Regions from separate parts of the Homo sapiens genome. Here regions 1, 2 and 3 are each linked to region 4. Evidence: read pairs that join two places in POLR2A ChIA-PET (ENCODE). Cell type or tissue: OCI-LY7. All regions are shown on one strand. Links, peaks and the distances in the headings refer to the core of each region. The heading gives the core; the rest is flanking DNA.

Region 1 (7,477 bases), core at 1,658-6,657, 590 kb after region 4:
GGGTGAGGCTGCTGTGAGCTATGATTGTGTCACTGTACTCCAGCCTGGTTAACAGAGTGAGACACTATCTCAAAAATAATAATAATAATTAAGGCCAGGAGCAGTGGCTCATGCCTGTATTGTCCCAGCACTTTGGGTTGGGAGGCTGAGGCAGGCAGATTGCCTGAGCCCAGGAGTTCAAGACCAGCCTGGGCAACAAGGAGAAACCCCGTCTCTACAAAAAATACAAAAAAAAAATTAGCCGGGCATGGTGGTGCCCCTCTGTAGTCTCAGCTGCTTGGGGGACTGAGTCTGGAGAATAGCTTGAGCAGGGAAGGTCGAGGCTGCAGTGAGCTGTGATCATACCACTGCATTCCAGCCTGGATGACATAGTGAGACCCTGTCTCCAAAAAAGTAAAAACAAAAACCAAGAAAAAAAAATCGTTGGAGTACACTAGTAGCTATTACTGAGTAATTTTGTTGCATTTGCTCACATGAGATAAATTTGTGCACATTAGATAATAGATAAATAATAATTTGGGTCCTACTACTCATACAGAATTTCAGTGTTCTTTCATAAATAAATCTCTCCTGCTCCAGAATCTGATACTCACAAATGTTAATAGTGATATTAGATAGCTAAAATTGGCCAGTTGGGAACTTGAAAATGTAATCTATGACAGATATGTAAGGTTAAACACACTTTTTTTTAATTTTATTTTTTTTTTGAGACGGAACCTTGCTCTGTTGCCCAGGCTGGATGGAGTGCAGTGGCGCGATCTCGGCTCACTGCAACCTCTGCCTCCCGGGTTCAAGCGATTCTTCCACCTCAGTCTCCCAGGTAGCTGGGATTACAGGCGCCCACTATCGTGCCTGGCTAATTTTTGTATTTTTGTAGAGACAGGGTTTCACCATGTTGGCCAGGCTGGCCTTGAACTTCTGACCCCAGGTGATCTACCTGCCTCAGCCTCCCAAAGTGCCGGGATTATAGGTGTGAGCCACTGCGCCTGGCCAAATATGCTTTTTGAAAGAAGTCAAAATGCAACATTTTCCCCATAGAAAACTGAAGTAAAGAAAGATTTAAGATGCCCAGAGTTATAGTGTGATAGCCACAAAGTCAGGAACAAAATATTGCCAAGATTTGTGATCTATCTAGGTAAATGAATCACTTTAATTATAGGAGCTATTAAAGGTTTATTAAAAGTAGATTTCATTCATGTAAATATTTATAAACTAGTTTATATTTGTAAGCTTTTATATGTATATACATACATATTTGTGGTATTAGGCTGGGTGTGGTGGCTCACGCCTGTAATCCAGCACTTTAGGAGGCTGAGGCGGGTGGATCACCTGAAGTCAGGAGTTCCAGACCAGCCTGGCCAACATAGTGAAACCCCATCTCTACTAAAAATACAAAAATTTGCTGGGCGTGGTGGCGCATGCCTGTAACCCCAGCTACTTGGGAGACTGAGACAGGAGAATCACCTGAACTCAGGAGGCAGAGGTTGCAGTGAGCTGCAATCATGCCATACCACTCTAGCCTGGGCAACAAGAGCAAAATGCCATCTGAAAAAGAAAAAAAAAGGGTATTAAACATGTTGATCCTTTATAGGTTTTAATTATTCCTAGTCTGCTTACCTAGAAAGTTTGTTTAAAAATGGTAATATTATTTTGGGCCCTACACATTAAATAATATTCTTAGAAGAACAACACCTTAGTAGGTAAGCAGTTATGAGTTCCTTTTCTTTTGTTGCCTTAAAAAAAACTGAACTTATATAATTCTTCTAATATGTAGATATGGAACTATGTTTGAATGAAGAAAAGCTAATGCTTTATTTAATTGCATTGCACGTTGACAGTTTTTTCCCAATTTTTTACTTGTAGTGAATTTGGTTCCAAAATCATCTTGCTTAAGCCAATTATCAAAGTGTTGCCAAAACTCTTTGAGTCTCGAGAGAAGGCTGTTCGAGATGAAGCCAAACTAATTGCTGTGGAGATTTACAGATGGATTCGGGATGCTCTGAGACCCCCATTACAAAATATAAACTCTGTTCAGGTGAGACAAAAAGTTTTCTGGTTGCTTTCGCACAAGGTTAATATGAAAATATTTTCTTCCTATCGTTGTTGATATTCTGTCCTTAAAAATAATTATTTTACATTCTTAATTTTGAAATCAGCTTTTCTGAGCATAGCTAACTTTCTCAGCAATTCTCTTGGGTGGCAGAACTTATTATCTGTGTGAAGTACATTCTTTCTGGCTTTTTATTACAATTGGTTTTGGAGACTCTTCTGATGATGTAAATGTATCTGAATTAATGAACTAATGAGAGTGTCTTAAAAAGTGGGACTTACTGTTCTTTCTTAGTGCTTAGACATACGTCTTCCTTATAGTAAATTCAAGTTGGTTTGACTTATGCTGTAAAAGAAATAAAATTTAATTATATATTTTCTTCCGCTGGTGCAGTGGTTCACACTTATAATCCCAGCACTTTGGCAGGCCCAGGGAGACAGATCACTTGAGCCTAGGAGTTCGAGACCAGTCTGGGCAACATGGCAAACCCTATCTCTACAAATAATAAAAAAAAAATTAGCCAAGCATGGTAGCACAGCCTGTAGTCCTAGCTACTCGTGAAGCTTAGGTGGGAGGATCACCTGAACCTGGGGAGGTGGAGGCTGCAGTGAGCCAAAATTGTCCAGCCTGGGCAAAAGAGTTGAGACCCTGTCTCTCAATGAATGAATGAATGAATCTTTCTTGTTTGCCCTGGTAGAGCCACATAAATAAGAAATTAGAGGCCAGGCACGGTGGCTTATACCTGTCATCCCAGCATTTTGGGAGGCTGAAGCAGGAGGATCACCTGAGGTCAGAAGTTCAAGACCAGCCTGGCCAACATAGTGAAACCTCATCTCTATTAAAAATACAAAAATTAGCCGGATGTGGTAGTGCACACCTGTAATCCTAGCCACTCGAGAGGCTGAGGCACGGGAATTGCTTGAACCCAAGAGGTGGAGGTTGCAGTGAGCCAAGATCATACCACTGCACTTCAGCCTGGGTGACAGAGTAAGACTCTGTCTCCAATAAAAAAAAAAGAAAGAAATTGGGTCCTGATATGTCAATAAATGTAAGTATTAAGTATGTTAACTAATGGTGGAGATGCAGATATTATTTAAATATTATATGACATTTGCAGTTGAAAGAACTAGAAGAAGAATGGGTCAAACTGCCAACAAGTGCTCCTAGACCTACTCGATTTCTTCGTTCCCAACAAGAACTAGAAGCTAAATTGGAACAACAACAGTCTGCTGGTGGAGATGCTGAAGGAGGTAAGCCAATTTTAAACACCGGTTTCTGCAAAAATTAGCAAGAACTGGCACTGCCATGAGAATCTGTGTTCATTAGGCATATTTTGTAGGATTGCCTTTAATAAAATATAAGTTGCATGTAGCTTTAATAACTCTGGTCCCTTCTCTATTAAAATTTCATCAGGGTTGTGAAAGGACTGATAACTGATAAGTAAAACAATTCTAAGCATTTTTAAGGTTTGTGTTGTTTTTCTCCTTAAAGGTGGTGATGATGGTGATGAGGTGCCACAAATAGATGCTTATGAGCTTTTAGAAGCTGTAGAAATCCTTTCCAAACTTCCCAAAGACTTTTATGACAAAATTGTAAGTAATAGTTAAACTTCTTTCATTTATTTCTTGTAAAATAATTACTTGAATAGAATTAGAATACTCTGCTGAGCCCTTGCCTGATGCACCCCCTTCCATCCCATATCTTCCCTAGTAGAGTGAGTTAGTTGCTTCTTCCTCTTTGCTCCCACACTACTTTGTACATATATATATTATAGCACTTTTTTAAAACATGTCTTGCCATAAAACCAGAACATTCTTGACTTCCTTTTTCTAATTTTCTCTCTGGTTTTTAACACTAAAGAGCTCCGGATTCCTCCCCTTTCTCCGTTTCTACTGCCACTACTTTACCCCAAGGTTTCTTGACCTTAGCACTGTTGACATTTTTTGTCAGCTGTCCTGTGCATTGTATGATGTTTAGCAGCATCTTTGGCTTTTATCCACTAGATGTCAGTAATACCATCTCCCTAAGTCATGACAATCAAAAATGTCTTGAAACATTGCCGGAAGTTCCCTAGGAGACAAAATCATCCCCAGTTGAGAAACACAGTCTTATCCCAACCACCACTGTAGTAGTGGGTTGTTGGTTATGTGATTGTTCTTTTCTGGTCTTTTTAATGTTGTCAGTGTAGAAATTCCTCTCCTGTAATTGTGCTGCTGTGAGATGGGTGGGCTAGAAATGCTTTCTATTAATGTTTTCTGTTTGACATCTGCTTACTAACGTTTGCCTAGAAAATGAGAATGAAACGTCTATGGCATTGTTTGTTTATTATATTACTTTAGTTATAACATCTTATGAAAATACTTTTTATATATGAACAAAAATTTATATATATGAACAAAATGTTCTGATTGCCTCCACAGTTTTATTTTTTATTATTATTACTATTTTTTTGAGACGGAGTCTCGCTCTGTCGCCCAGGCTAGAGTGCAGTGGCGCGATCTTGGCTCACTGCAAGCTCCGCCTCCCGGGTTCATGCCATTCTCCTGCCTCAGCCTCCCGAGTAGCTGGGACTGCAGGTGCCTGCCACCACGCCCGGCTAATTTTTTGTATTTTTAGTAGAGACAGGGTTTCACCTTGTTAGTCAGGATGGTCTCGATCTCCTGACCTCATGATCTGCCCTCCTCGGCCTCCCAAAGTGCTGGGATTACAGGCGTGAGCCACTGCGCCCGGCCAGTTTTATAATTTTTTAAAAAAATTATGTATCTTTGAATTAGCAGAGTGCAATAAATAGACTTTTATTCCGCTCTCTTATTTCCTGTTACAAATGACTCATATTGTATCTTGCAGGAGGCAAAAAAATGGCAAGAGAGAAAAGAGGCCCTGGAGTCTGTAGAAGTACTAATAAAAAACCCCAAACTGGAAGCTGGCGATTATGCAGATTTAGTAAAAGCATTAAAGAAGGTAAATATGAGGACTTGCAGTACTGGTATTGTAACAGCCATCAGGCCTTTGAATTTCTCATCAGTCATCTTTTTAATTACACATACATTGCCACTTAAGGAACATTACTGATGGTATTTGAATTACAGACATACATTTTTAAAGGGTTGTTTTAAATTCCTGTTGTGGGTTAGTTTCATTTTCAATCTTTGTTTTTTGTCACTTTGACTTTAGGTATGCTATTTGATAGCTTCTGTAACTCTCTAGGAAAAGAGAGTTGCTGATCTAGAACTACATTTTCCAGTTTTATAATTCTATAGGATGAGCTATTTAAGTTAGCTGTATTTAATTGGACAAATATTAAACATGAAGATAGCAAATGATAACACACTACTTTGTATCAGTATGTAAAGAGTATACGAATATGAGGTCAGTTCTGAAACAGACAAGTACTAAGTAAGAGATAAACATTTTTAGGAAATAATCTTTTGGTATTGCAAGTTGAATGCTGCTGGTGGACATTTTGTATGTAGTAACTTTTTATGAAAACTGTAAGTATAGATCAAACACTGTGGATATGATTATAGTGCTTAAGAACAAACTCTGAAAACATCTTCATGAATATAGCAAGAATGAAAATTTTGTTTTGTTTGCTTCCTCAGTCTGAAATTACAGAGGATTACAATGGTGAGGGGAGGAAGTTGATTTTTAATTATACGCACACCTAAGTCATTACTTGTAGTAGTTATATTCTGTAAAGCCACTGCGAACACTAAATTAGTGAATATTGAATCATTGCTTCTAAGAGAAATACAGGGTTAGGATCCTGCAACCCTTTGGTCACAACATTTCCATCAATCAGTACATAACTTTGTTTTATTCTGTTTGGAGATAGCATATTTAATATATGTTGTTGATTCATTAACATTGAACTCTTGGCCGACAACACTGTAACTCTTGCCTGATTGAAGCTTTTCCTAACGCATATATTTTCTCCCTAAGGTACATCACAGCCTGTTTGCACTTAGGAATACTAGACAGCATTTCAGCACTACACTTAGGGGCCATTTTAAACAACAAGAGCACCAACAAAAAACACAAAAATGCAAAAACATGGCACTGAATAAACCATGAAAAAGACACTTGTTTATAGTGTAAAAGCTAAAGCAAGAAGGTAGAGTGTTATCTTGTCTACCTCAGCTGGGAATGTGCACAATAGACAACACAAAATGTTCACAGCTCTGAACTTGTCTGTAAATGACCAGGAAAGTACCATGAGTGTTGATTTGGGGATTATAAGCAAGTTTTAGCAAGTAGGTGAATTTGCAAATATGGATTCGTGAATGATGAGGATCAACTATATTCTAGTAGTTAACCTTCCTAGGCTTTCCTTCAGTGGGACTTGGAGGCAGAGATATGATTTGTGAAATCTTTGTTCAGTCATCAATTTTCCATCTTGAAGAGTTACACTCGTGTAAAATAAATTAAAAGAGAGTTGCCCTAGGGGAAAAAGAGTTTTACCAACCTGGAACCTGGGAGGAAAGAATGGGAAGGGGAATAGTAGAGGGCACTGAGACAAGGAAAGTCAGGTTCCAGTGGCATATGAAGAGAGCTACAGATTCTCTGTCAATTCTTCCAGCATTTGGTTATTAATTAGAAATCTTATTGCTCTGGTGCTGAATTCTCGATGTGTCAAAGAAAACCTTTTCTTTTTCCTTATCATTAATATTATGTGTTTTCTACATGTATTTTCTAAGGATATTAGCTTCTCACACAAAGACAGTTCTGTGGTTTCCATTGGCATTGTGAATGTAAATATAATCTCTTGCTGTACTATATAAAGAGAGAGCATCATGGATTTTATATTTGAGTAGACAGACAATAGATTTCTGAGAGATCTAGGGTAGCAGTAGAAACTTCTTTCCCTTTTCACGTGGTGGGGTGGAGGGAATCAGAGACCACAAACAAGTAAAAAGAAACTGAATTTTGTGGCTAAAATATTTAAAACAATGAAAAGTTAACTTCAGTTGTAAAAATTAACCTGAAACGACATTTTCTTTTCTTTTTGCCTTAAGTAGTGACAGAGACATTTTATTTTTTTTATTTTCTTTTTTGAGATGGAGTTTCGTTATTGTTGCCCAGGCTGGAGTGCAGTGGCACGATCTCGGCTCACTGCAACCTCTGCCTCCCGTGTTCAAGTGATTCTTCTGCCTCAGCCTCCCAAATAGCTGGGATTTATAGGCACTTGCCATCACACCCAGCTAATTTTTGTGTTTTTAGTAGAGACGGGGTTTCACCATGTTGGCCAGGCTAGTCTCGAACTCCTGACCTCAGGTGATCTACCCTCCTTGGCCTCCCAAAGTGCTGGGATTACAGGCATGAGCCACGGTGCCCAGCTGACATTTTATTTTTTGTATTTGATTTTAGTTATATGTACACACAAACTTTGTATTATGTTGACTTCCTAGAAACATAACAAAAGTGGGG
Region 2 (7,477 bases), core at 841-5,840, 540 kb after region 4:
TAACAACCCTTCGGATTTTCTTTATAGACTAGGATGCTGAGTGCACAGAGGATATTACCCAAGGTCACAAAGTAAGAGGCAAATCTAAGACTGACTCTTAACATCTTTGCTTTTTCCAGTACTCCCTGCTTCAAACCACTGAAATTGGAAATGATTTTCCCCTTATACAAACACAGCCTTTTACTACAATATTGGTTTGTACATCTTTGCTCAGTAGCAATCATTCTGGAAAGGTAGAATGTGTCATTTATAATCTTTTTATGTCCCTCTTTCTTTATATTTTCCCCCAAATGCTTTAAACGTAGCTTACAGTTTGCTGCTGTTGTTCTTCATCATCATCATCGTAACAGTTACCATTAATGGATATATATCAATGTCATGACAACCTCGTAACACAGGTATTATTATTCCTCACTTTACAGATGAGGATCTGAGGCTCAGAAAGTTTATTTTTTTTAATTTTTGTCTTATTTTTTTGAGATAGAGTCTCACTCTGTTGCCCAGGCTGGAGTGCAGTGGTGCAATCTTGGCTCTCTGCAACCTCTGCCTCCTGGATTCAAGCAATTCTTGTGCCTCAGCCTCCCAAGTAGCTAGAACTACAAGCATGCACCACCATGCCCAGCTAATTTTTTTTTTTTTTTTTTTTTTTTTGTATTTTTAGTAGAGAGAGGGTTTCTTCCATGTTGGTCAGGCTGGTCTCGAACTCCTGGCCTTGTGTGATCTGCCCACCTCAGCCTCTCTAAGTGCCAAGATTACAGGTGTGAGCCACCGCACCCAGCCAGAGAGTTTAGATTATATCTATCAAGGTCCCAGCTAATAAATCACAGAGGTGGAATTGAAACAGATCTGTCTGACTCTAAAGCTCAGTGCATCAGTTCTCCATTGCTGCATAACAAATTACCCGAAAACTTAGTGACTTAAAATGACAACCATTATCTCACAGTTTCTATGGGTCAGAAATCTGGATGCAGCTTAGCTAGGTGCCTCTGCCTCAAGGTGTCTCACAGACTGCAATCCAGATATCAGCTGGGGTTACAGTCTCATCTCAAGGTTTGACCGGGGAAGGATCCCCTTCCACACTCACTCACATAGTTGTTGGTAGGATTCAGCTCCTCATAGGCTGTTGGCTGGAGGCCTTCCTCATTAGTTTCTTGCCTTGTGGGCCTCTCCATAGGACAACTTACAACATGGCAGGTTGCTTCTCCCAGAGCAAGAGCAAAAGAGAATGAGGGAGGGCAACTCAAGACCAGAACCAGTTTCTTGGTAACCTAATCTAGTAGCCATCACATTTGCATAATCTTTTCATTAGAAGTAAGTCACCAGAACAGTCCACACTCAAGGGGAGGGGATTCTTAAGGGCATGAGTACCAGGAAGTGGGAGTCACTGGGATCATCTTAGAGGCTGCCTACCAGACTCAGTTTACAGCTTTCCCAGGTATCATCCCCTTAAAGATCTCGACTAATTTCTCATCACCTTCCCTCCTAAAGACACAAAAAATCCAAGTTCACTGATCCTGGAATGGGGAACCTCACCTACAGCAACCCCTCCTACCGAACATCCACACAGGAAGTGAAGATTGAAGCAATCCCCAAACCAGCCATGTACAACCAGCTGTGCTATAAGAAAGAGGTAAAAATTGAAATTTATATTCAAGGGTCTTTTTGGCGAGGTGTGGGGAGGGATTTTACTCCAAATGCCCAAATAAGTCAGTAACGGCTGCTGAGTAATCCCATCTACCATTTTGGAAGTTATAGTGAACAGAAGAACTGAATGTAATTTGGGTTTCTGGGAAGTTCTAGAATCTCTGAGGGATTAGTTTGAGGGACCTTAGTGAGAGCCAGGTTAGAAGGCAGATCTCAGAAGATTTAGGTCTGAAAGCAGTTGCCCTGCCATGAGATATTTTTCCAAGCTTATAGGTTCTTTCCCTCCAGGAACTGTCATTCCCCTGCAAAAGGCTATGTGCTTCTGAAACAAGGGAGCTCTCCCAGACAACACCCAAAAAACCCAAGAGCTCCTGGACTCGCCCATTACTAACCTCCAGTCCAAGCTAGTAGCACCTATGGTTGGGAATGGCTTGTTTTTCACTATTCTTCCTCTTATCACAAAAATTTCTCTAGAATTCTGAAGGTTTACCTGCTTTTGCTTTTTTTTTTTTTTTTTTTTTTTGAGACAGAGTTTCGCTCTTGTTGCCCAGGCTGGAGTGCAATGGCACGATCTCAGCTCACTGCAACCTCCACCTCCCGGGTTCAAGTGATTCTCCTGCCTCAGCCTCCCGGGTAACTGGGATTACAGGCATGCGCCACCATGCCCGGCTAATTTTGTATTTTTAGTAGAGACAGGGTTTCTCCATGTTGACCAGGCTGGTCTTGAACTCCTGACCTCAGGTGATCCACCTGCCTCGGCCTCCCAAAGTGCTGGGATTACAGGCGTGAGCCACTGCGCCCAGCCTGCTTTTGTTTGTTTGTTTTTTTTTAACTTCTTTGTCACTTCAATGGAAAATTATTTGCTCAATGTGAAGGCATGAAAAATAGTCCCATTTCAATGAGCTGGTTGTGGTGGCTTGTGCCTGTAGTCCCAGCTACACAGGAGGCTGAGGTAGGAGGATCACTTGAGCTCAGGAGTTGGAGGCTGCAGTGAGCTGTGATCATGCCACTACCCTCCAGCCTGGGTGACAATGAGACCCTGTCTCAAAAAAAAAAAAAAAAAAAAAAGTCCCATTTCCACAAGGAAACTAACTATACCTGGTATTTCAGATTTTCCTAATCCAATATAAGCCTTGTTTTTTTCCTAAAATCCTGTAACTCTTCATCAGAAGTTATTCCTTATGAAGATCCTCATCAGTCTACTTCTTTGGCCTATCTAGCACAGTCAGAACCTGCTCTCACACCTGCAGGGCTCTCATGTGTAATAAACACATTTCACATAATAATCATGTGCTTTCTGGATCCATGAATTCCCGTATTTAAATAGCTTCCACTACTTCTGGTTCAAGTTGGTGTTTGAAAAAAAAAATTGAAATTAAAAATTTTTTAAAAGCTTCTACTGCAGTCAAAACAGAATGTGCAGGGATGGCTTGTAGTTCTAGGAATGGTAGACCCCTCCCCAATATCTTTGAGAGAAAGACTCTTGAAGATTCTTGGGTTCCTGGAGTATCTGATGCTCCAGAAAAGAACCACAATGAAGGCCACAGGATAGCAATGAAAATAGTGTGACCTCTTTCTTCTGTTGTGTGTTTCTTCCTCAGCAGCTCTTTCACCCCTCTGATAGTCTTTCACCTTTTCTCTTCTGATTTCCTCTTGATTTCAGGTACCTGTTGCTGTGTGTTTGTAGAGGGAGTGGTGTTTCCCAAATTGCAAGTGCCATATCCCCCACCTCTCCCTAACTTACCCAGCGTGTCTCTTAATTAAGACATTGAGTGGTCTGCATCTTATACTAATTTCATCTTGGAGGGTGTGCTGGGTGAACAGACATCTGTGTGTTTGCTTGTGTGCTATGTCCCACTCTGCATGGCTGAGGGGACTGTCACTCTCAGAGGGCAGGGACCATGTTTTATATTGTATAATCATCAAAGCACCTAGCACAGTCTTCTGCTTAACATAGGGGCTCAGTAAATATCTGTGGAATTGAATTGTTACAAAAATAGAGCCACAGCCACAGTTGCAGAACTCTTGGCAGGAATACTATCCCAGGGACAGAACCCAAGATGATCCATTTTCTTCTAGCAGTGGTGGTATGTCGGTTGGTATACCCCAGCAGCCAGGAGTGAGGCTGCTCTTTGAAGAAGCCATAAAGGGAGAGGCCCGAGCAGAACTCCAGGCTGTGCCTGGAAGAGTCCCAGGTTTTGCTTGGGAATGGTCCCAGGACTCATGGCAGCAGAGCGAGAGTAACCTCCCAAAAAAGGTTATAAGTTGCAGGACCCCACTATATTGACGTTTAGGACCCAGATAAGAAGATTTCCTTTTTTTTAGTTTTTTTTCTTTCTTTCTTTCTTTTTTTTTTTTTAATGGAATCTTGCTCTGTCACCCAGGCTGGAGTGCAGTGGCATGATCTTGGCTCACTGTAACCTCAGCCTCCGGAGTTCAAGGGATTCTCCTGCCTCAGCCTCCCAAATAGCTGGGATTACAGGCACCCGCCACCAAACCCAGCTGATTTTTGTATTTTTAGTAGAGATGGGGTTTCACCATGTTGGCCAGGCTAGTCTCGAACTCCTGAACTCAAGTGATCTGCCCGCCTGGGCCTCCCAAAGTGCTGGGATTACAGGTGTAAGCCACCACGCCCGGCCAGATAAGAGGATTTTCTAGAGTCCCCTGTCTTACCTCCCAAGTTTTCTCCTTAACAAAATTAGAAAAAAGAGATACAAACTAGCACCCGAAGTAGCTTAAAATCCTGAATAAATGTACATTTAATTGCTCTTGCCAATTGCTTTTGATGATTTATATCAGCATGATGTCCCATTAATAAACCACAGTAACAATGTAACATAGCTAACATGTTATAGTGCATCTTGTGTCAAGCTCCCTGATAACTGCATTCCATGTATCATCTCATTTAAGGTGACAGCAGTTGGTTGTGAGGTGTGGATACTGTTACTCTCCTCACACTGCAGAGTCTTAAGAGACTGAGTTTTAGAAATGTGAAATAATTTGCCTAAGGTGACAAAGCCAGTGAGTGGCTGCTGCAGGACCGGAAGCCATGGTTTTCCCTCCTCCTGTATGGTAATGGTAATAATTATCACAGCTGCCTCTCCCCTTTTAGGCTAGGCCTCATACACTTGTCTTAATCACATTTCCCCATTTGTTTGTGGGATTTTTGTGCGCTTCACTCCTACTCTTACCCCATCCACTTCCTTTTTCAGTTTACCATGGGATCCTTTGTAGAAGGCCAACTGACTGACCATATCTGCCCACTCTCCACCCTAGGGAGGGCCTGACCATAACTACACCAAGGAGAAGATCAAGATCGTAGAGGGAATCTGCCTCCTGTCTGGGGATGATGCTGAGTGGGATGACCTCAAGCAACTGCGAAGCTCACGGGGGGGCCTCCTCCGGGATCATGTATGCATGAAGACAGACACGGTGTCCATCCAGGCCAGCTCTGGCTCCCTGGATGACACAGAGACGGAGCAGCTGTTACAGGAAGAGCAGTCTGAGTGTAGCAGCGTCCATACTGCAGCCACTCCAGAAAGACGAGGCTCTCTGCCAGACACGGGCTGGAAACATGAACGCAAGCTCTCCTCAGAGAGCCAGGTCTAAATGCCCACATTCTCTTCCCTGCCTGCCTGTTCCTTCTCCTTTATGGACGTCTAGTCCTTGTGCTCGCTTACACCGCAGGCCCCGCTTCTGTGTGCTTGTCCTCCTCCTCCTCCCACCCCATAACTGTTCCTAAGCCTTCACCGGAGCTGTTTACCACGTGAGTCCATAACTACCTGTGCACAAGAAATGATGGCACATCACGAGAATTTAGACCTGGATTTTACCATGAACCTCACATCTTGTACTCCATCCTGGGCCCCCTGAAACTGCTTATTCGTGATTCCTCACCAGCGTAGAGCTCCACCTCCCCTTTCCCCAGTACCCTCAGTGCCTGCTTCTCAGTGCTGATGCAGCTGATGACCCAGGACTGCGCTCTGCCCCATCACAGCCAGCATGACTGCTTCTCTGAGAGAACTTGCCCATCAGGGGCTGGGACATGGGGGTGTGGGTAAAGACAGGGATGAAGGATAGAGGCTGAGAGAAGAAGGAAGAATCAGCCCAGCAGGTATGGGCATCTGGGAAACCTCCAGCCTCAAGTGTGTTAGTAACATGAAAAAGCTTTGGGGGGTAGTTGGATCTGGGTGTCTGGTCCATTGCTGGCAGTGGACATTATTCTTGCCCTAAGAGACACTGCCTTTTCAGCAGCAGATACTGGTGAGATGGGGGTGGCTCAGGCTGTTCTTCCTCCTCCTAGAATGTCTGGAGCTGTTTCTACATTCAGATAACTGGGTCCCCTATCACAAGGCTACTGGCTAATAGGAATTCCCTCCTGGTGCCACCACTGGCCAGTACCTTTCCTAAGTCTTTGCTCAAATTAACCAGGTTGTGAGCCAGTGGCTTGAGTGAATGTTAGGCCTTGGGGGCTGAGTCTCTGAAAAGTCTAAGAAGCTCTGCCTAGACCAAATATGGTATACCTCCTGACCCCTCTCTCCCTCATGTCCTGGGATTCTGGGGAAGAGACCTAGAAACAAGCTTTCAAAGAAAAACCAGAAGTTGTCATAAATGGTCAGAAAGAACGATCAGGTTGGAGACTTGGGAAACCCAGGGCCTAAAGAGAAGTATCCATGAGGGTCAAACTTCCTGTTGAACTTCCTATGTTCTTTCTCAAGTGCTCAGGGATCTAAGTTAGTGGACAGCAAGCCTGTGGCTACGGGGTGGTGATGTTCCTCTTCCAGCTGTCCCCTCAGCTAAGGGGCTTAGTTTCCATGTGGGATGCCATCACTTGGTTCATGCTCATTCACACAAAGGGCACGTGTCTCAGCCTGGTATCAGGGAAATTGAGACTTATTTTTGCCCTAAAACGTCTCCCTAGCTGTTCTTCGTGGGGTTTTTTTGTTTGTTTTTTTGCCTAATTTGCTTTTTCTGACCAAGCCTTGTGGCACCAGCAATCTCCAAAGTCCTGTGGTGGGAGGGCTGAATAAATAAAAATACAAAGAGGTGGGTAAGGAGTAGGAAGGTAGAGAGCACCACTGATGAGGCCCTCCTAGCCCATGGCAGACCCAGACCTCTTCTCCCCCAGGAATTAGAAGTGGCAGGAGAGAACAACAGGGGCTGGGAATGGAGGGGAGAATTTCTAGGGGAAGTTTCCTGAGTTGAAACTTCTCCTGTGGTTACTGGTATTGAGAAATCAGCTACCAAAGTGAAAAAGGACAAGATCAATTCTTTTCTAGTCAGTTCTAAGACTGCTAGAGAGAGATACCAGGCCCTTAGCCTTGCTCTCAGTAGCGTCAGCCCCAGTTCTGAGCCTCCCCACATTACACTTAACAAGCAGTAAAGGAGTGAGCACTTTGGGTCCTTAGACTCACGTCTGGGGAGGAAGAGCAAGTAGAAAAGTGGCATTTTCTTGATTGGAAAGGGGGAAGGATCTTATTGCACTTGGGCTGTTCAGAATGTAGAAAGGACATATTTGAGGAAGTATCTATTTGAGCACTGATTTACTCTGTAAAAAGCAAAATCTCTCTGTCCTAAACTAATGGAAGCGATTCTCCCATGCTCATGTGTAATGGTTTTAACGTTACTCACTGGAGAGATTGGACTTTCTGGAGTTATTTAACCACTATGTTCAGTATTTTAGGACTTTATGATAATTTAATATAAATTTAGCTTTTCTTAATCACCTTGCCTGGCTTGGAGTCATGACTAATCCTGCACCTGCTCTGTCTGGCAGACCCATGCTGTGGAAAACCTGCTTACAGACATCACTTTTAAGTCCTTTGTGGATGTG
Region 3 (7,477 bases), core at 1,074-6,073, 340 kb before region 4:
AATCCCAGCTGTGCCCAGCTATTTTCTCTGTCCTTTATAAACATATATCCTTCCAGACCATGTTCTTTATATACGTTTACAGTTAGGTATGTATGAGTGTGTTTATGTGTATATATGTAAATTTTACCATATATGAGAGCATATAGATTATTAGGCAACATACAGTTTTCACTTAACAACGTGCCTTAAAAATTATTGTTCATTGGTTAAAACTGAGTGGTGTAGATGTGCGTATTTAACTCTGCCCACTGTTGATGGACATTTAAATTGTGTCCATGTTTCACTAAAAAAAATTGCTGCATTTGTGCTATGAAAAAAAACCCTATAGAGCACTCAAATGTCCATTAGAGGTATCATAGATAAATTGTGGTGCATTCTTTATTTTTTTATTTTTTTTTGAGACGGAGTCTTACTCTGTCGCCCAGGCTGGAGTGCAGTGGATGATCTTAGCTCACTGCAACCTCCACCCTCCGAGTTCAAGCGATTCCCCGGCCTCAGCCGCCCGAGTAGCTGGGATTACAGGCGCCTGCCACTGCGCCTGACTAATTTTTGTATTTTTAGTAGAGATGGGGTTTCACCATCTTGGCCAGGCTGTTCTTGAACTCCTGACCTTGTGATCCACCCGCCTCAGCCTCCCAAAGTGCTGGGATTACAGGCGTGAGCCACTGCGACCAGCCCTGTGGTATATTCTTAGAAAGGAATACTAAGCAGCAGTGACAAAGTGAACATACCATAGTTATGTGCATCAATGTGGCTTAATCATAGAAACAATAATATTTACTTTCGGAGGGCAAAGCGGAAAGATCATTTGAGGCCAGGAGTCAAGACCAGCCTGGACAATATAGCAAGACACTGTCTCTAAAATGTTTTTTAAAAATTAGCCAGTGTGGTGGCACACGGATATAATCCCAGCTACTCAGGATGTTGAGGGAGGAAGATAGCTTGAGCCCAGGAGTTCGAGGCTGCAGTGAGCTATGATTACACCACTACAGTCCATCCTGAGTGACAGAGCAAGACCCTGCCTCAAAAGAAAAAGAAAAACAGACTGGCGCACGGTGGCTCACGCCTGTAATCCCAGCACTTTGGGAGGCCATGGTGGGTGGATCACCTGAGGTCAGGAGTTCGAGACCAGCCTGGCCAACATGGTGAGACCCCGTCTCTACCAAAACTGCAAAATAGGCTGGGCGTGGCGGCTACTTGGGAGACTGAGGTAGGAGAATCTCTTGAACTGGGGAGGTGGAGGTTGTGGTGAGCTGAGATGGCACCACTGCACTCCAGCCTGGGCAATAGAATGAGACTCCATCACACACACAAAAAAAATGTGGCTGGGTGCAGTGGCTCATGCCTGTAATCCCAGCACTTTGGGAGGCCGTGGCAGGTGGATCACGAGGTCAGGAGATCGAGACCATCTTGGCCAACATGGTGAAACCCCGTCTCTACTAAAAATACAAAATTATCTGCACCTGGTGGTGCTCGCCTGTAATCCCAGCTACTTGGGAGACTGAGGCAGGAAATCACCTGAACCCAGGAGGCGGAAGTTGGAGTGAGCCGAGTTTGTGCCACTGCACTTCAGCCTAAGCGACAGAGTGAGACTGTCTCGGGGAAAAAAAAAACAAATACATATGTATGTTGTGCTTAAAGATCTGTCCATGAGGAAGCTAAAGGAACATAATGACTGGCACCATGAGGGTAGAGGTCATATCTGGTGTGGCTGTGATGGCAGAGAAACCTGGGAAGACTCAATATTAACATGTTAATATTTTGATATTTTAATAAGCCATGTTATATTTACTTTTTTTTTGAGACGGGGTCTCACTCTGTCACCCAGGCTGGACTGCAGTGTCACGATCGTGGCTCACTGCAACTTCCACCTCCCGGGTACAAGCAGTTCTATCTCAGCCTCCCGAGTAGCTGGGATTACAGGCGCACGCCACCTTGCGCAGCTAATTTTTGTATTTTTAGTACAGACAGGGTTTTATCATGTTGGCCAGGCTAATCTCGAACTCCCGACCTCAGGTGATCCGCCCGTCTCTGCCTCCCAAAGTGCTTGGATTACAGGCGTGAGACACTGCGCCTGACCAATTTACTTGAATTTTTGTTTCTTTTAAGAGAGAGGATGTTGGCCTGGCTCACGCCTATAATCCAAGCACTTTGGGAGACCGAGACAGACGGATCACCCGAGATTGAGAGTTCGAGACCAGCCTGACCAACGTGGAGAAACCCTGTCTCTACTAAACAAACAAACAAACAAACAAAAATACATAAAACTAGCCGGGCGTGGTGGCGCATGCCTGTAATCCCAGCTACTCGGGAGGCTGAGGCAGGAGAATCGCTTGAACCTGGGAGATGGAGGTTGTGGTGAGCCAACATCGCACCATTGCACTCCAGGCTGGGCAACAAGAGCAAAACTCCCATCTCAAAAGAAAAAGGAGACAGATTTTACTCTGTCATCCAGGCCGAATATAGTTGACATAATCATAATGCAGCTTTGAATTCATGGGCTCAATTGATGCTCCTGCCTCGCTCCCCCAAAGTGCTGGAATTATAGGCTTGTGCCACCTCACTGAGCTAATTTTATTCTTTATATTATATGCATTTGTTAACCTGTTTCACAATAAATAATACTGTGGTAACATCCTGATGAATATATTTTATGTACATTCTAGTTTCACAGCAGTAAAGATTCCTAGTGGTATATTGCCAGGTCAAAGGGGTGTGTGCATTCTAATTTAATAGAGCCTGTGTACTTGCCCTCCAAAACATTCTAGTCTTTAACTCTAGCCATCCTTAAAATTGTTAAATTCTTGGACCTGCCACCAGATAGAAGACTTTTAATATATAATGGCATTAAAAATTAATAAATGGGATTAGTGGGAAGATTTTGTTTCAGACAATTTGATAATAAAGAGGGAATATTAACGATCAGGTAAAAGGAGAGCCAGGCTATTATATTATAAGGTTAAGGACTTAATAAAAAGTTTTAGGCCGGATGCAATAGCTCAGCTTTAATCCCAGCATTCTGGGAGGCTGAGGCATGGGGATTACTTGAGTTCAGGAGTTCGAGACCAAACTGGGCAACATAGTGAGACTTTGTCTCTACTAAAAAACAAAAAATGAGGCTGGAGGAGGTCAAGACTGCAATAAGCTGTGATCATACCACTATACTCCCACCTGGGCAACAGAGTAAGACCGTGCCTCAAAAAAAAAAAGCCAGGCGCCGTGCCTCACATCTGTAATCCCAGCGGTTTGGGAGGCTGAGGTGGACAAATCACTTGAGGCCAGGAGTTTGAAACCAGCCAGGCCAACATGGCAAAACCCTGTCTCTACTAAAAAAAAAAAAAAAAAAAAAAAAAAAAAAAAAAAAATTACCTGGGCATGGTGGCAAACACCTGAAGCCCCAGCTACTTGGAAGGCTGAGGCAGGAGAATTGCTTGAACCCAGGAGGTTGAGATTGCAATGAGCCGAGATAGCTCCACTGTTCTCCAGCCTGGGCGACAAAGATTCCATCTCAAAAAAAAAAGTTTAAAATATTAAAAGCTATTTAAAGTTACATTTTTACTTTTAATCCTGAAGATGAAGGATTACCCAAAGTCACGGTTTTCACATTTGAGGTATTTTTGGCTTTTTAAAAAATTATGATGATTTTTTAGACGGAGTTTTGCTCTTGTTGCCCAGACTGGACTGCAATGGTGCAATCTCGGCTCACTGCAACCTCCACCTCCCAGGTTCAAGCGATTCTCCTGCCTCGGCCCCCTGAGTAGCTGGGATTACAGGCGCCCAGCACCACACCCAGCTAATTTTTTGTATTTTTAGTAGAGGCAGGGTTTCACCGTGTTGGCCAGGCTGGTCTTGAACTGACCTCAGGTGATCCACCTTCCTCGGCCTCCCAAAGTGCTGGGATTACAGGCGTGAGGCACCATGCCCGGCCATTTTTGGCTTTTTAACTGGCAGTCATTCAGACTGTGTGAATTAGTTTGAGTATGCAGGTGTTGGAAAGCAAAGATAAAAGAGTTCATATTGTGTGCTCCGTTTTAAGTTGGTAGACCTCTTCTCTTTTGGAGATTCCCATTACCAATAGCACCAACTAAGTAGGTGGATTCAATATAGATGTCTGTAGGTCTTCACCAGTTCAGGAAGGAAGTTACCAGATGGTTTGAAAATAATGATGCATGCCGGGCGTGGTGGCTAACGCCTGTAATGCCAGCACTTTGAGAGGCCTAGCCGGGCGGATCACCAGTCAGGAGTTCGAGACTAGCCTGATTAACATGGTGAAACCCCATCTCTACTAAAAATACAAAAGTAGCCAGGCTTGGTGGCACATGCCTGTAATCCCAGTTACTTGGGAGGCTGAGGTAGGAGAATCACTTGAACCTGGGAGGTAAAGGTTGCAATGAGCTAAGATCACGCCACTGTACTCCAGCCTGGGCAACAAGAGCGAAACTCCATCTCAGAAAAAAAAAAAATTATGATGCAGCCTGGGTGCAGTGGCTTACACCTATAATCCCAGCACATTGGGAGGCTGAGGCAGGCAGATTGCGTGAGTCCAGGAGTTTGAGACCAGCCTGGGCAACATGGTGAAACCCCATCTCTACTAAAAATACAAAAACTAGCTGAACACGGTGGCACCTGCCTGTAGTCCCAGCTACTTGGGAGGCTGAGGTGGGAGGATCCGTTGAGCCTAGGAGGTTGAGGCTGCAGTGAGCCGAGATCATGCCACTGCACTCCAGCCTGGGCGACAGAATGAGACCCTGTCTCTAAAAAATAATAATGCTAATAATGTTGCTCTTTTGAGCACCTTCCCCTGCAACTTGTTAAAGAATTCTTACATACTCAGGTTTGCTGTCTAGCTATTATAAGTAATTGAAGCAGTGGTATTCTGGAAGAGAAGATTAGAAAAGATGTTAAGGAGAAGGGGAAAGCAGAAACTTAAGGGTAATTTGATAGGCTAAAGTAAATTTTACTTATAGATGTATTTTAAGAAAGTTGATTATAAAGGATTTTTATTTTATTTATTTATTTTTTGAGATGGAGTCTCACTCTGTCACCCAGGCTGGAGTACAGTGGCGCAATCTCGGCTCACTGCAACCTCCGCCTCTCGGGTTCAAGCATATCTCCTGCCTCAGTTGGGACTACAGGCACATGCCACCATGCGTGGCTAATTTTTTGTATTTTTAGTAGAGACGGTTCTACTGTGTTAGCCAAGATGGTCTCGATCTCCTGACCTCGTGATCTTTTCACCTCCAAATGCCAAAGTGGTGGGATTACAGGCATGAGCCACTGTGCCCGGCCCTGAATTGTTTTTGGGTTATATAGACAGTAGGCTGACATGTTTGAAGAGTTTTAACAAGTAAGTAAAACAGGCAAGAGAGAAAGAACTAATAATCTTTTGCAGATATCTGCTATGGGGGAAAAGGTATATAGTGTTCTATAAGTATTGGTACTTTGGTTTAATTTTACATGTTTTTTTTACAGCAATTGGTGCTGAAAATTCAGAAAAAATAGATGAGAATTCAGATAAAGAGATGGAAGTAGAAGAATCTCCAGAGAAAATAAAAGTACAGACAACACCAAAAGTAGAAGAAGAACAGGATTTGAAAGTATGTATATTACTTAATGCAACTTGACAAATTTTTATTATTATTATCATTATTTTGAGACGGAGTCTTGCTCTGTCACCCAGGCTGGAGTGCAGTGGCACGATCTCAGCTCACTGCAACCTCTGCCTGCCTCCTGGGTTCAAGCCATTCTCCTGCTTCAGCCTCCCCAGTAGCTGGGATTACAGGCACGCACCTCAACTCCCAGCTAATTTTTGTATTTTTAGTAGAAACGGGGTTTCACCATGTTGGCCAGGCCGGTCTCGAACTCCTGGCGTTCATGATTCCCCCACCTTGGCCTCCCAAAGTGCTGGGATTACAGGCGTCAGCCACTGCGCCCGGCCCGCCAAATTTTTTTTTTTTTTCTTTTTTTTTCCCAAGAGAGAGTGTTGCTCTGCCATCCAGGCTGGAGTGCCGTGGCCCGATCTTGGCTCACTGCAACCTCTGCCTCCCACGTTCAAGCACTTCTCCTGCCTCAGCCTCCCAAGTAGCTGAGATTACAGGCACCCACCACTACGCCTGGCAAGTGTTTTTTTTTTGTGAGTCGGAGTCTCGCTCTGTTTCCCAGGCTGGAGTGCAGTGGCATGATCTCGGCTCACTGCAAGCTCCGCCTCCTGGGTTCACACCATTCTCCTGCCTCAGCCTCCCGAGTAGCTGGGACTACAGGTGCCCGCCACCACGCCTGGCTAATTTTTTTATTTTTAGTAGAGATGGGGTTTCACCGTGTTAACCAGGATGGTCTCGATCTCCTGACCTCGTGATACACCTGCCTCGGCCTCCCAAAGTGCTGGGATTACAGGCATGAGCCACCGCACCGGGCCCCATTTTTTTTTAATGCCATTTATTAAACTGCTTTCTGTTAACAAGTAGTAAAAATAATCTTTACTGTTTCCAAACCTAAATTGTTTACTTGGTTAGGTGAAAAGATCATATTTAAGTCTGAAATAATTAAGGCTGACTTGATACTGAGAAATTATCTAAAATTCTAACTGCTCAATTGCTTTCTTCAAATTAAGCCTCTTGTTTGAGAAGCAGTAGCTTATAGGCTTCTCTAGTTTGGGAGAAAAGTCACAGATTTAATTCCTGTGTGAAATACTTGTCTTTACACAAAGGCAAATTTAGTTTGAATTGCATTTCTAACCTAATCTCATGGGAGAGTTAGACCAAATAAGTATTAGCTATTTAAGGGTGGTCTGTTGGAAAAACCACTTAACATATTCTTTTGACTTGAAAGAGTATCCAGTTACTAGTTAGGGAACAACCAAGTAGAAGGGACTGGAATAATTAATTTTGTTTCAGGCTTCAGCAGGTGGCTAATATAAGCAATTAATGGATAAATGGCAATTTGACAATATTGGTATTTATATCATTCAGGATCTATTTTTTCCAGCTTTGTTGAGCTGTAGTTGACTATACATATATCTTGCATGTACTATGTCATAATTTGTTATATGTATATATTATGATATGATTATCACAAACCAGGTAAAGTAACTTACATATCACGTTACCTTGGAGAGTTGTCTTGTGTTTGTATGTGGGGATGATACATCAGATCTATACTCTTAACAAATTTCAGGTATTGTTAACTGTAGTCACCATGCTGTGCTTTAGATTTCCTTTTTTTTTGGGGGGGGGGGTGTTGGGGTGATGGAGTCTTGCTCTGTCACCAGGCTGGATTGCAGTGGCACAATCTTGGCTCACTGCAACCTCCACCTCCCAGGTTCAAGCAATTCTTCTGCCTCAGCCTCCCGAGTAGCTGGGACTACAGGTGTGCACCACCATCCTCACCTAATTTTTGTATTTTTAGTAGAGGTGGGGTTTCACGATGTTGGCGAGGATGGTCTCTATCTATTGACCTTGTGATCCACCTGCCTCAGCCT
Region 4 (7,477 bases), core at 1,607-6,606:
GCCATAGGGTTTTCCTGGGTTGAAGCACTGGACAAACTTCAGCAGAGCTGGATGGGCCTGGGTACTGCGTGGCTCTAAGTGGCTGAGAGGTGTCTGGGATCAGGGAGCCACAGATCTATTTCTCTGACTTCACTGCAATGCCCAGAATCTGACTTTAACCCCTTGTTCCTGTCTCTGGCCCCTGCAAGACTGGCTGGCCTGGCAATGGCCAATGCTTTGACATCCTTCCCTCCACTCTGGCAATCGAGGGCTAGAGACTTGGGCTGGGGATGGATACTTCCAGAGTGTGGTCTCTAGTGAGATATCTGGCCTTATCCTTGTCACAGGGCTTCCTCCCGTGGGGGTCAGCAGGAAGATAGCAGTCTCTTATTGAAAGGCATATGGGGCTCAGGATGGTAATCACATTACGCAGGGTCACAGCTAAAAAGAGGCACAGCAGCTCCCCCAGGGCCACAGGTTCAGCTTCTCCAAAGGAGCCCTGCCCCTCTGAAACCCCTGACCCCAATCCTTTCTCAATCCTTCTTTCCAGGGTAGCCTTAGCTCCCTCATGAGTTCCTGGGGTATTTTCTCCACTGAATCCTAAGCCCTGGCTGGGCAATGCTCCAGTGACCCCACAGGGCCTCTCCCCTCTTCCCTTGCCACCAGCAGCTCCACCATGAACAGCTGAGTCCCACTACTCTCTGTCCAGCCTCTCCACTGTGGCAAGTTCTGTCACCCCCACCCCACTCTCGGCAGGCCTGGGATGTCCTTCCCCTTTCGCCATCTCAGTCGATTGAAACCTAGCCTGTTGACAAGGCCACCTCCTCCCTGCAGCCTTCCTGACCTGTCCATTCTGAAGGCTCTGCATGTCGGTGTGTCTTTGGATCCCTTAGCCTTGTCCCCTGGATACACAGGCCTCTTTCCCTGCCAGGTGTGGGCTGCTAGAAAAAGCAAGCTTTTGCCCATACTCTGAATAAAAGTTTATCCAAATCAATTTCATGTCTCCCATTCCCCTTCTCTTGTCTCAGGTGCACAAATTGGGGTGAAATCCTTGTGCGTTCTGCACTGCCCTTTTGGTCCCTGCAAGGCTCTTGTTTAATTTTTGTGTTGATTTACATCTTTCCTTACTTGTTACCCTTCCCCTATCCCATCTCCCTGTCTCCTCCTTCAGTGAAACCTGAATTTTGTGATGATCAGTCCTTTGCTTTTTATTTTTCTTTCTTTCTTTTTTTCTTTTTGAGACAGATTCTAGCTCTGTCACCCAGGCTGCAGAGCAGTGGCGCAATCTCAGCTCACTACAACCCCTGCCTCCCAGGTTCAAGCGATTCTCCTGCCTCAGCCTCCCGAGAAGCTGGGACTATAGGCGCCCACCATGCCCAGCTAATTTTTGTGTTTTTAGTAGAAACAGGGTTTCACCATGTTGGCCAGGCTGGTCTTGAACTCCTGACCTCAAGTGATTCGCTGGTCTCGGCCTCCCAAAGTGCTGGGATTACAGGTGTGAGCCACCACGCCTGGCCTTTCTTTTTTTAAAATTAGAGATTTTAATTTTAATTTTAAAATTTTTTTAAAATTGTTGCCCAGGCTGGTCTCAAGCTTCCGGGCTCACATGGTCCTCTGGCCCCAGTCTCCCAAGAAGCTAGGACTACAGGCACACACCACCACACCTGACTCTTGCTTTTATTTTTTTGATAAAGCTTTTTCTGACATATGTATGTATACCTAGACAATATTCCATTTGAATTGGCTTTTTTAAAAAAAAAACTATTTTAAGGTTTTACATTATTTAGTGAATTTAACAATTGTTTTCCTATAGGTTCTGCATAATTATTACCAAGTTTACTTCTAGATATTTTATATTTGTGGGGATATATATATATATATATATATATATATATTTTTTTTTTTTTTTTTTTTTTTTTTTTTTTGAGACAGAGTCTCACTCCGTTGCCCATGCTGGAGTATAGCACAATCTCCGCTGACCACAACCTCGGCCTTCTGGGCTCAAATGATCCTCCCACTTCAGCCTCCCAAGTAGCTGGGACCACAGGCACAAACCACCATGCTCGGCTAATTTTTTTTTGGTATTTTTTGTAGAGATGGGGTTTTGCCATGTTGCCCAGGCTGGTCTTGAACTCCTGGCCTCCCAAAGTGCTAGGGACACAGGCTTGGGCTACCATGCCCAGCCTAGAGTCTTTTATGTGGGTAATCATACCATCTCCTAATAACAAAGGTATTAGAAACAGGGAAGGAACATTGTTATTTGTAAAGATATGGCTTGGCTTGGTTTTGAACTTCATGAGAAGGGTAAGGACAGCTGTCCTTTGGCGTCCTGGCGGGGATGGGGGGGAGTTGGTTCCAAGACCCCCTGAGGATACCAAAATCCACAGATGCTCAATCCCTGATATAAAATGGTGTGGTATTAAATATTTGCATATTTAGCCTACCACATCCTCCCATATACTTTAAATCATCTCTAGATTGCCGAAAACAATGTAAATGCTATGTTAATCGCTGTTACATGGTATTGTTTGGGGAACAATGACAAGAAAAAAAGTCTGTACATGTTTAGTACAGACACAACCATCCATTTTTTTCTCCAAATATTTTCCATCCGAGGTTGGTTGAATCCATGGATGTGGAACCCAGGGATACAGAGAGCCGCAAGTATCCATCTTCTGGGACTGACTTTTTCCACTCAATACCATGGTGCAAAGATTCCTTCATGATATTGGTGAACCTGTGGGTCACCTGCTTGCATTGCTGAATGATCTCCACCCTGTGAATGTGTCTACTGTAATTTATTTATCCATTCTCTTATCAGTGGGCCCTGGGGTTATTTCAGGATTTTTTTTGCTATTAGGGACAACGTGAATATTTTTGTCCCTGTCTCTTGGCGCACTTGTCAGAGAACTTATCTTGATTTGCTGCCTGGGGGGATGTGTGGGTGACAGCCTCTGTACCTCCACTTCGTGAGATAAGGCCAGATTGCTCTCCCTAGGGGGCTATTTGGAGCCGCATCCTGACTAGCCACATGCAGGAGGGCCTGCTGCTCCCCTCCTTGCCAGCTCTGGCTGAAGGACAGTTCCCTTCTGCCCTTCAGCCAGCTCTGGCTGAAGGACAGTTCCCTTCTGCCCTTCAGCCAGCTCTGGCTGAAGGACAGTTCCCTTCTGCCCTTCAGATGGTGTAAATAGCATCTCATTGTGGTCTGAATTTGCATCGCCCTCATCAGCAGTGAGGCTGAGCCTCCCTTAGATGGTATTTGAGCAAATTCGTTTTCTCTGCCCTAACATGCCTGCGCTGCGTGTGTGTTATCTATTTTTTTATATTGGATTGCTTGATTTTCTTTTCCTTGATTTGCAAGAGTTCCTTATGTATTTTTGAGGCTATGCCCCGCTGCACTCCGCAGGCATCTCCAGTTGTGACTTCCTTTTCACTTTCTCTGAGGTGTCTCCGCTTCTCTCTCCCCCCCCCACACCTGTCCCAGGGAGGCCACTTGGCATTGTTAGTGTGGGGGGAGGTCGTGTGCCTCTCAGAGCCCTGTTTAAACTGACTCCACTGTTCCTCTTGTCCCTGGGGCCTTAAGGAACCCCTTTCCTCTTCCTTCTCAGACCCCCTCCCATTTTTGGCGAAGACAACTTAGTTTGGGGAGCTCCTATTGGGTTGTGGGCGAGTATCCCGGGACAACTCGGGCCTCACTGCAATGGTGTCCCCCCCCCCCCGTCTCGGTTATTTATCACTTCCGGCTGCCCACCTGGGGGGGCTGGGCCCCCTCTCCGCTCGACTGGGCCGCAGCCGGGCAGCTCGGGCGCTCCCCTGGGGGCGGGCGGCGCGGGGGAGGGGCCCTAGGGGGGCGGGGCCGGGGGCCGGGCCTGCGGCGGGGGCTGGAGTTGGGGGGCGGAAGCTGCCGGAGCAGATAAGGGCCGAGGTCGGCCCTGCGGTGGGACAGTGCGGGACACCGCCTCCGCCCCCGGCCTCCCCAGAGCGCCCCCGCACCCTGGAGACCCCCTCCTGCTACCCAGGCTTGGCATCCCGGGAGGAGACCCCAGGGAGCAGTGGGGGATGAGGCTCCAGCCTGCTCACAGCCTCAGCGACGAGCGGCAGCGGGGCTTCACGCCTCAGTTATCTCAGCTGGAAAATGGGGGTAGGAGCTCGGTTTTCCCCACAGGGCTGTTGGTGATGGACCAAGTGCAGGCTTGTGAAGGTCTCTGTGGGTTGGGCGAGTTTTGAACAGAGGGTCCTCTAAGCATCGCATCGCCTCATTCATCCCCATTGTATAGATGGCAAAGTGGGGAGTTTCACCCAAAGCCCCAGAGCCAGCATGCAAAAAGCAAGTGGGAGGGGGTTGGAACGCTTTCCACCGCCCCACCCTGGGGACAGATCTAGGTTCCCAGGAGCCTGAAGCTTAAAACCATTTGGGGGGGCACTCTTTAAGGAAAAGATTACAAAGTCACAAATACAAAATTGCTGAGAGGCTGGGCGCAGTGGCTCACACCTGTAATCCCAGCACCTTGGGAAGCCAAGGTGGGCGGATCACTTGACGTCAGGAGTTCCAGACCAGCCTGGCCAACATGGTGAAACCCTGTCTCTACTAAAATACACAAATTAGCTGGACGTGATGGTGGGCGCCTGTAATCCCAGCTACTCGGGAGACTGAGGCAGGAGAATCGTTGAACCCGGGAGGCAGAGGTTGCAGTGAGCTGAGATGATCGCACCACTGCACTCCAGTCTGGGTGACAGAGCTAAACTCTGTCTCAAAACAAAAAACAAAAACAAAACAAAACAAAACAAAACAGCCGTTCGCGGTGGCTCACACCTGTAATCTCAACACTTTGGGAGGCCAAGGTGGGTGGATCACCTGAGGTCAGGAGTTCGAGACCAGCCTGGCCAACGTGGTGAAATCCTGTCTCTACTAAAAATACAAAACATAAAATAAAATAATTAGCCAGGCGTGGTGGCGCTCTCCTGTAGTCCCAGCTACTCGGGAGGCTGAGGCAGCAAAATTACTTGAACCCGGGAGGCAGAGGTTGCAGTGAGCCGAGATTGTGTCACTGCATTCCAGCCTGGGCAATAGAGTGAGACTTCATCAAAAAAAAAACCAAAAAAATAAAAAACAAAAACAAAATTGCTGAGACCCCTTCCAGGGCCTCAGAAGGAGCTGAGCCAGTGAGGAAGCTCAAATGCAGCTTTCTTAGTGTCTCAGCCCCACCATGCAGGCCCCCTGGAAGGGGTTATACCCCTCTCCCAAGAAAGTCAGACACCAACAAGCTTAGAGGGCAGGGTGGCCCAAGGCAATATGTCAGGGAGGTGCCGCTGCAGCTGGTCCCCAACCCCTTGCATGCCCAGGCAGCAGTCCCTCAGCCCAACCAAGAGCAAGGGCAGTCAGGTATTTGCAGACTGCAGCCTCAGCCAGGCAGGGCCAAGCCCTCCAGTCCCATCCAGTCATGGTTCAACTTGCCACCCAGGGCCCCAACCCTGCAAGCTAGGAAGGTACAGAAGAACTCCTAGGAGAAAAGGAAGGAGGGGCTCTCAGGTATATGTAAGTGCATGGGACTTGGAGTTAGACAGGATTGGGGTTCAAGCCCCTGCAAGGCTGTGTGACCTTGGGACATCTCTTTTCCCTGGGTTTCCTCGTATGTAAAATGGGAGTAATAATCGTACCTACTGGACAGAGCCGGTGCCTGAAGGAGGGCTGGGCCCATGGCTGTTAGAAACACATTTCCCTCCTGTGAGATCTCCAGGCCAGGAGAGGCATTTTCTCCCATTTTCATGTTGTCACTTACCCAGGGGGTGGTCTCTCCATTGCAGAGCTGAGATTTAAATGCGGAAATGTCTGGTGCAGATGCACTCAGGTCTCACCACCAGGAATGCTGCCTCTTTGGGCCTGTCTCCCAGGGAGTTAAGTCCCACTGTTACGTGTTCATGCCCAGGGCTGAGAGCCAAGGGGAGCCTGGCTCATCCCCTTTCTGGATTTTATCATCTCTCTGGTCCCATGGGCACCTGAGGCTGGAATTTTTTCAACTCTGATATCCTCCAGCCTGGACCAGGAGAAGCAGGACAACTGAGAATAGGGACAGGGTAGGGGAGCTGGGAAGAGGTGGTGGCCGTGGGCCTGGAGGCAGCAGTGAGACTCTAAAAGGCTTGAAGTCTTTTTCCAAAGAGATGCTGCTTTGCCTCAGGGTTTGCATGGGACTTCCACTGGATGGGCACACAGGAAAACTGAGTTCTCATCTCAGCATTGCCCCTTTCTTTTACTTTTTTTTTTTTTTTTTTTTTGAGACGGAGTCTTGCTTTGTCACCCTGTTACCTAGGCTGGAGTGCAATGGCATGATATCGGCTCACTGCAACCTCCGCCTCCTGGGTTCAAGCTATTCTTGTGCCTCAGCCTCCTGAGTAGCTGGGATTACAGCTGCCCGCCACCATGCCCAGCTAATTTTTGTATTTTTAGTAGAGATGGGGTTTCACCATGTTGGCCAGACTGGTCTCGAATTCCTGACCTCAGGTGATCCACTTGCCTTGGCTTCCCAATGTGCTGAGATTACAGGTGTGAGCCATTGCGCCCGGCCAGTGCTGCCCCTTTCTAGCCAGCTGAGCTTGCACCTGTCAGTCCTCCCCGAGCCTCAGTTTCCTTATCTGTGAAATGGGGATGAGAATACCTGCATCGTCAAGGATTACAAGATGCTGTGTATGTAGAGTGCCTGGTGAATACCTCTAGTTATTAAGACAGTCTCGGGGCAGCAGTGGGGATGTCATGTGAGGGGCACAGAGTGTGAGCAGAACTGGGGAGTCCTGCCAAGGTGGGAGTTGGGGCCTCTAAGGTTTCTGTCCCAGAGAGGGAGCACCTTGAGGGTGGGGCTGGGAACCTCAGCTTCAGGACTCCTCCAGGTCAGGAAGGGCCAGAGGGAGGCCAGGGAGGGGCCCTGGGGGTTCTCAGAGAAGAGTGGCGAGCTGGAGTGTTCACCCCAACTCAGGCAGGTGAGAGGGGGGCGACAGGTGGGTGGCCGCAGTGTGTTGCCGGCCAAACGATTACCCCAAGGCCCCACTCCACAGCCTCATTTGTCCCTCATTGCAAACTTCTGAGCTAGGCATTTCTCCATTTGTTTATTTACTTATTTTATTTTATTTATTTATTTATTTTGAGACAGTCTCACTCTGTCACCCAGGCTGGAGTGCAATGGCATGGTCTCGGCTCACTGCAACCTCCGCCTCCCGGGTTCAAGCTATTCTCCCGCCTCAGCCTCTCAAGTAGCTGAGACTACAGGTGCGTGCCACCACACCTGGCTAATTTTTGTATTTTTAGTAGAGATGGGGTTCCACTATGTTGGCCAGGCTGGTCTCGAACTCCTGACCTCGGGTGATCCACCTGCCTCGGCCTCCCAAAGTGCTGGGATTACAGGCGTGAGCTACCAAGCCCAGCCTTTTTTTTTTTTTTTTTTGAGACAGAATCTCACTCTGTCTCCCAGGCTGGAGTGTGCAGTGGCACAATCTTGGTTCACTGCAA

What was found. ChIA-PET counts read pairs that join two places held together with the same protein. Peaks named below come from ENCODE experiments on the same cell type or tissue, not always from the same donor. Only the 100,000 strongest peaks of a DNase experiment are listed, where the experiment ranks them.
Region 1: POLR2A ChIA-PET joins it to region 4 with 9 read pairs; 2 of 35 experiments call an interaction of 5 or more read pairs at or near these places.
Region 2: POLR2A ChIA-PET joins it to region 4 with 6 read pairs; 2 of 35 experiments call an interaction of 5 or more read pairs at or near these places.
Region 3: POLR2A ChIA-PET joins it to region 4 with 6 read pairs; 2 of 35 experiments call an interaction of 5 or more read pairs at or near these places.

What each region holds. Positions count from the first base shown.
Region 1 is chr11:46,805,565-46,813,041 of GRCh38, reverse strand. It overlaps CKAP5 (cytoskeleton associated protein 5), which reads left to right. Exons shown (of 44, transcript NM_001008938.4): 5 at 1,864-2,035; 6 at 3,168-3,300; 7 at 3,542-3,642; 8 at 4,898-5,011. Among named protein-coding and RNA genes, the nearest start is that of CKAP5, 37 kb to the left of the region's middle. In OCI-LY7, for the core only: CTCF peaks have their summits at 3,837 and 4,041 (motif pointing right); a DNase peak (open chromatin) is centred at 4,051.
Region 2 is chr11:46,856,759-46,864,235 of GRCh38, reverse strand. It overlaps LRP4 (LDL receptor related protein 4), which reads left to right. Exons shown (of 38, transcript NM_002334.4): 37 at 1,489-1,630; 38 at 4,921-7,477. The coding sequence ends at 5,253. The region is part of intron 2 of LRP4-AS1 (LRP4 antisense RNA 1); the gene reads right to left. Among named protein-coding and RNA genes, the nearest start is that of LRP4-AS1, 14 kb to the right of the region's middle. In OCI-LY7, for the core only: no CTCF peak of the experiment used is centred there; no DNase peak of the experiment used is centred there.
Region 3 is chr11:47,734,736-47,742,212 of GRCh38, reverse strand. FNBP4 (formin binding protein 4) reads left to right here. Exons shown (of 17, transcript NM_015308.5): 9 at 5,473-5,597. Among named protein-coding and RNA genes, the nearest start is that of AGBL2, 23 kb to the right of the region's middle. In OCI-LY7, for the core only: no CTCF peak of the experiment used is centred there; no DNase peak of the experiment used is centred there.
Region 4 is chr11:47,396,633-47,404,109 of GRCh38, reverse strand. The region is part of intron 2 of SLC39A13-AS1 (SLC39A13 antisense RNA 1); the gene reads left to right. It overlaps MIR4487 (microRNA 4487), which reads right to left and starts at 3,140; the gene lies at 3,068-3,140. RefSeq lists an enhancer at 2,672-3,672 and a silencer at 3,722-4,081. In OCI-LY7, for the core only: CTCF peaks have their summits at 4,737 and 4,944; DNase peaks (open chromatin) are centred at 2,429, 3,229, 3,469, 3,759 and 1 weaker place; H3K4me3 peaks cover 3,450 bases; H3K27ac peaks cover 4,766 bases.